2 separate regions of the Homo sapiens genome follow, and region 1 is linked to region 2. A link is a loop called in an ENCODE intact Hi-C map of the cell type or tissue named here. Cell type or tissue: endothelial cell of umbilical vein. All regions are shown on one strand. Links, peaks and the distances in the headings refer to the core of each region. The heading gives the core; the rest is flanking DNA. Region 1 has its middle 44 kb from the start of LINC02049. Region 2 overlaps LOC107986121 (a long non-coding RNA gene).

Region 1 (2,916 bases), core at 132-2,631, 280 kb after region 2:
ATATTGTATGTTAAATTGCTCATATGTTTATTACTTATCCTCTCCCGCCCCACTAGAATGTACACTCCATGAGAGCAGAAGCTTTATCTTTCTTGCTCCCTGTAGTATTCTGGCTCAATGCCTGGCACATAGTCATTAATACCTATTTGTTGAATGAATAAACAATTAAGTGGCAACTTCTTCAGGCCATGAGTAAACTATGGACCTTATATAAAGGGCTGCTATTTTCCATTTCTGTCGTTATTTCTATACCTAATATCTGTGATGCTATTTTGTATTAATTTTTTTGTCCAGAACTTCCTGTTTGGAATGCTTACGGATGGTAAGTGCTGATCTGTGTAGCAAAGGGCATTTTCCCAGCACCTGGTGAAGCCCCTTAACCAAAAATACATCTAGCCCAAGACTTGCACATTAATTTGTTCACTTAGTCTACCTTAAGATCACTCTTTAAAGAGGACATTTGTAAAGAACAAAGATTATGCTGTTTGTTTTGTTCTTAAATCTAGGAGTTTTATTTTCATAAAAAATGGTGGTTCTGTGGTTGCCTTCATGATATCAAAGACCCAGGTTCCTTTTATCTTTATGCTTAGCCTGCTTTGGCAAATGCTTGTTGCTTCATAATGCCTGATCCACCCTCACCTTCAGGTAGAAAGAAAGGAGGGTATTGGGGGATACATGTGCATGCCAGCTGAATCAGTATTCCCCCACTTTTTTTGTGTGTGTGGTGAAATTCACTTGACATAAAATTAACCATTTTAAAGTGAACGATTCAGTGGCAATTAGTATATTCATGGTATTATGTAACCCCCACCTCTATTCAGTTGCAAAACACTTTTATCACCCCAAAAGAAAACCCAGTATCTGTAAAACATTTACTCCTAATTCTCCCTTTCCCCCAACCCTTGGCAACCACCAGTCTTCTTTCTGTCTCTGTGGATTTACTTTTAATGAATATTCCATATAAATGGGGTCATATGGTATGTGATCTTTTATGTCTGGCTTTTTCACTTAACATGTTTTTAAGGTTTTTACATGTTGCAGCATGTATCAGTATTTTGTTCCTTTTTATGGCTAAGTAGTATCCCATTATATGTATATACCACAATTTGTTTATCCATTCAGCTATTGATGAATTTAGGTTGTTTCTATATTTTGGCTATTGTGGATAGCGCTGCTATGAATGTTTCTATAAGTATTTGTTTGAGTACCTGTTTTCAATTTTGGGGAGTATATACCTAGGAATTGCTGGGTCATATGTTCTGTGTTTCTGTGCTATTTCTTTTTGAAGTAATACTTCTTCCTGTACTATCTGCAGTAATTACTGTTATCCAATGGAGAGTAGTACAAGATGTCTCTTGTGGGATGTGGGAGTCAACAGAGAATACCAGAACTCTAGGGTCTGTGATCAGAGATTTCCTGGCAATAACTACAAAGGAGAGATTAATAGGAAATATGCATATATGCATATGAGGTAAGAATTCAGGAATTCCAGACAAACCCCCCCCAGGAAGGAATTAGGTTATCTAAGTCACCCTTTACATTTTTCCCCGGGATTCAGTCTCTGAGTCATACTGGATTCATCCTAGCCTTCTAGTGCCTTAATCTGGAACTGTGATCTGTATGCTCCAATTCTCTGTAATAGTCAAGCCTTCAAGTACAGGATCAGCAGTGGGCTGATAGCTTCATTTGGTTAAGCATGGAGGTGAGGCCCTTCTGTTTGAACATGCTTGGAACGGTACCTATATCAGGGGTGGTAGTGATGGCAGTTGTTAGCATTGAGAGGATGGATCCAGAGCGAAATTGCCTCTCACAGTATTTGTGCAGTATGGAGTCAGCGTTAATCAGCCCTATTCTACCAGCTTCAAAAACCGGAGGCTGGCAGCTTTTCATTTCAGGGTAGTGAGCTACCTGGGAGGTCTCAAGAATGATTCTGACAATGTTCCAAGGGAATCTTTCCTGCTGCTATGTGCCTGTGTGCAGGTATTATGTGTATGTAGGAGGGTGGAAAAAAGGCAAGACAGGGTGGGCCTTTATGTTTAGTGTGTGGGTGGGGAGGACCTACCGTGTGGTATATGTCAGTCACATTTCACATTTCTTACAGGCCTTAACTTCTAGTAAATTTAGTGATAATTTCTTTGCTGCTTTTTTCACTGAGACTCATTAAGCTATAAAATTATCACAATGTTACGGGCATCTGTGTCCATGTTTCCAACATCATTTAGGCATCTGGCTGCTTCCTACTGATGTAGCCTTCTTACCCCTCTCACCTCCTCCCCTGCCCCTACCAACAGTTGGGAACAAAACACTCACCAAGCAAAGAACTAACTGAAAGAATATGACAGTGGCTGCTTTTCCCTCCTACGCTACTATTTCTCAAAAAGTATTTTGGGCCAGTTTGGGAATTCTTAACTATGTCCTCGCTGCCCTCCCCTTATTTGACTCACAGATGTCTTTCCACACCACCTCCCCATCCCCCAAAATGAGCTTGGTAAGTCCCTTTCTAAAGTTGCCTTTCTCCTTGAGTGATACTCTACCTAGGCTACACCTTGGATCCTCCCTTGATTTTCTTCCCTCCTCTTTCCTGCATCCTCTTCTCCGCCATATCACTTCTGGAGCAAGCCTCTTAAACCTACTTCCTATGGTGAACATGAGTGGTTTTCATTTACTTCCCCACAGTTTTTATTCCTTCCCCACTCTCCATCCATGTGATTCAGCTGGGATTGACACCCATCATAGTGACTGGATATGGGTTCCAGGACAATCAAGTTACCTAAGGGTTTTTGTTGAAATGGAAAAAAAAAAAAAAAGCCACTCTTTTTTTCTACAAGGATTGCTAAGACAGAGACTAGAGGTGGAGAGAGACAGATTTCCAATCATGACACTTGAGCTCCTAAATTCTGCCACACTTGTAGCCAT
Region 2 (2,916 bases), core at 302-2,801:
GGTGACAGGTGAGGGTCAGGCAGTTGTCAACTGTCTCTCTAAAATAATAATTGGTCACAGACAGTGCCAGGGAAAGGCAGTCCCCCTATAGATAGAAAAAACCTGAAACTGGTGACCAGCAGCTTCCCAATAAGATTTCAGGAGCTGGGTGAGTGAGCTCGAGCATGAGCATTAAGAAGCAAAATGGTGGAGTTTAACTGGTATATGACCTTCCTCTAGAAATGCAAGATTGGTAAGGAAAGAATGCCCCAAGTGAGCATGCATACAACTTCAGTAAACACATGGCGCATGTCCCCATCCCAGGTGCTAGCAGGCCATTGCGCATGTGGACAGCCCATCCCAAGGGAAGAATCGGGGAAAAGGGATAAAAGACCCCAGAAGTATGTCAACTTATAAAACCCCAAAGTCAAATTACCCACTTGTCTTGCAAGTCACCCACTTGGCTCTCTTCAAGTGTATTTCTCTTCCTTTTGTTTCTGCTCTAAAACTTTTAATATAGTTTTACTCCTGCTCTAAAACTTGCCTCAGTCTCTCCTTCTGCCTTATGTCCCTCAGTTGAATTCTTTCTTCTGAGGAGGCAAGAATTGAGGTTGCTGCAGACTCATACAGATTCGCCCCAGTAACTTGGATACTGGCCACTGGTAACATATTTTGGTGCCGTGGGACTTGGATAACTTCTGCCACTAACATACTTTGATGCTGCATGACTCAGATATGTTCCCTAGTGGTAAGAGACCCCTCTACCACACCTTCTTTGGCTGGAGGCATTCAATCCTTGTACATGGTCTTCTCCTTTTCTCTCTCCTGCTTGCTAACCAACCCCCAGAATAAGTCCTTCAGCCATAAGTGACTCTGCTCCTCTTGGCTGATTTCTCAGTTCACTCTGATGGATGGCTTCCAGGGGTGGGAAGGACTGTGGCATCTGCACCGAGTAGATCTGAGGCATGAATGGCCCTCCTGGACAGGAGGTTCACCAGAATGGTAGGGCTGAAGCCTAAAACTGTGCAATGTCTGGGGTTTCCTCTGCTTTTTCAACTAAAATTGGCTCTTTCCCAAGAACCTGCACTGCCTATTCTCTTGTTTTCTCTGTGTGTATGTTCTGAAAAGGACTTGTGCACCCTCTGGACCATCTGCCACAGGGGCAAGTCTGTCTCTTTGCTCTTACTTTGCATGCCACGTGACCTCTTAAACACACACTCCCGCAGCTCTTATGCATTTGAGAGGCAGCAAAGACATGGGCTTCCTTGTGGATATCTCCTGAGATTTATACTTGTTCTTGTTCTTACCTTACCAGCTTGGATGACTTTCAACCCTTTCAACCCTGTCTGCTGACACATTGCCGGGACAAACACTAATTGGAACTCCGGCTCTGCCAGCTCCTTATGACTTACTATATGCTTTTCCTTCCTGTTACACCCCAGGGCTGGGTTTCCTGGTGGCTTTTGCAAATAGGTGGGATGCTTAAAGGGCAGGGTAAGGCCCCATGCAGGCAGACAAACTGCTTCAAAAGCCACCCCTCTTCCTTTGCCCCATTCGTGGGCAAAGGAAGAATTTGCCCTCCTCTGCCAGTTATTAGCCCAAGCCCCAAGTCCTCCGGAGGTTACTACTTTACGTCAACAGGGCAAATAAACGTTGTCCTCTTGAATCCAAGGGCTGCTATTTTTGCAAGCATATGAAGGCTTTCCATGAGTATTCCTCTCACTTCCTCCCACTTCTTCCCGTAGACTTCATTTCTCTAATTACTTCCACATTCTTCTCAACATGAATTAGGACCTTCGGGGTCATATTCAAAAGGAGTGGGGAGGGAAGTCTAGCCCCCTTGTGGCAGTTAGCTGAAAAACAGGCTTTTGTCTGCTTAACATGGGAAATGGGAATCTGAGAAAAAAGGTCATCATTTTTATTGCTAGAATGCTCCAAGCAAGAGTCACTATAAAGTCATGGAGATAAGGGTATAGGCCAGCCCAAGGCTACAGGTGCAAGAGACAAAAGTACCCACAGGACAGAGATGAAGGGTGCTCCCAGGCTAACAGATTATCATTAGAACAGAGATGAAAGGTTAGGGATATGCAGTAAGATCAGTTATTCTGGAACCTCAAGGATGAACAGGCGATCCACTGTTCACTCCAGTATCTCCTCTGTTCTCAAGTGGGTAATTGTGATGAGATGGGACCAAGAGTACACAGTAAGGCTGGTTAATTCCGGAACCCAAAGGACAATGGGGGATGCTCCATTCAGGATAATAGGAATGTAGAGGGAATGCCTTCTTTTTTCTTTTTCCTTTTTTTCTCTCCTGTTCTCTCTTTGCAGATGGGTAATCACATTCCCATACCACAGGACATGCCCCTGGGATGCATCCCCCAAAACTAGGAAAAGTTTGATTCTACCAAATGTTAAAACAAAACAAAAAAAAACCAGTTTTCCTTTGTAATACTGTTTGGCTTAAAAATAAACTGGGAGGAAATTACAAAAGTCAGCCTTGGAACCCAGTTCCCCTGTGCAGGAGGTCCTCAGATTAGCCTCCTCAGTCTTTTATAAGTGAGAGTAGAATAAGGAGGACAGGGCTAAGAAAAAGGAGACATGTAGGACAAGAAGCAGGCTCAACTATTGGCTGCTTTACGAGTTCTCCAACCCCCTCTAGGTTGCCCTAAGAACACTCATACAGGACAAAGCCAAGGTCACCTATGGAGGCGGCAAGTAAAATTATAAATTTCCCTTTTGCTTTCAAGAGCTGCCTACTGTGTGCTAATCTCCTTCTCTAAGCAACTCCCCTCCAAATCCTGTTGGGTAATGGGGCCAATGGCACCCCCTCCAAGAGATTCACATCCCTTTGGGCAAAAATATACTTTTCAAATGGGTGCCTGCTTAATACTTACCTGAAATCTGAATTTGTTTTTCTCTCTAATAGCTATATTTCTC

What was found. A loop is a pair of places that touch in the nucleus more often than their neighbours do. Peaks named below come from ENCODE experiments on the same cell type or tissue, not always from the same donor. Only the 100,000 strongest peaks of a DNase experiment are listed, where the experiment ranks them.
Region 1: a loop joins it to region 2, with 8 times the contacts of the local background. A loop is called at or near these places in 2 of 110 quality-filtered maps.

What each region holds. Positions count from the first base shown.
Region 1 is chr3:120,790,631-120,793,546 of GRCh38, forward strand. No RefSeq gene overlaps it. Among named protein-coding and RNA genes, the nearest start is that of LINC02049, 44 kb to the right of the region's middle. In endothelial cell of umbilical vein, for the core only: no CTCF peak of the experiment used is centred there; a DNase peak (open chromatin) is centred at 1,471; H3K27ac peaks cover 1,624 bases.
Region 2 is chr3:120,505,558-120,508,473 of GRCh38, forward strand. All of the region lies in intron 2 of LOC107986121 (a long non-coding RNA gene), which reads left to right. Among named protein-coding and RNA genes, the nearest start is that of FSTL1, 56 kb to the left of the region's middle. In endothelial cell of umbilical vein, for the core only: a CTCF peak has its summit at 1,810 (motif pointing left); DNase peaks (open chromatin) are centred at 1,354 and 1,724; H3K27ac peaks cover 1,268 bases.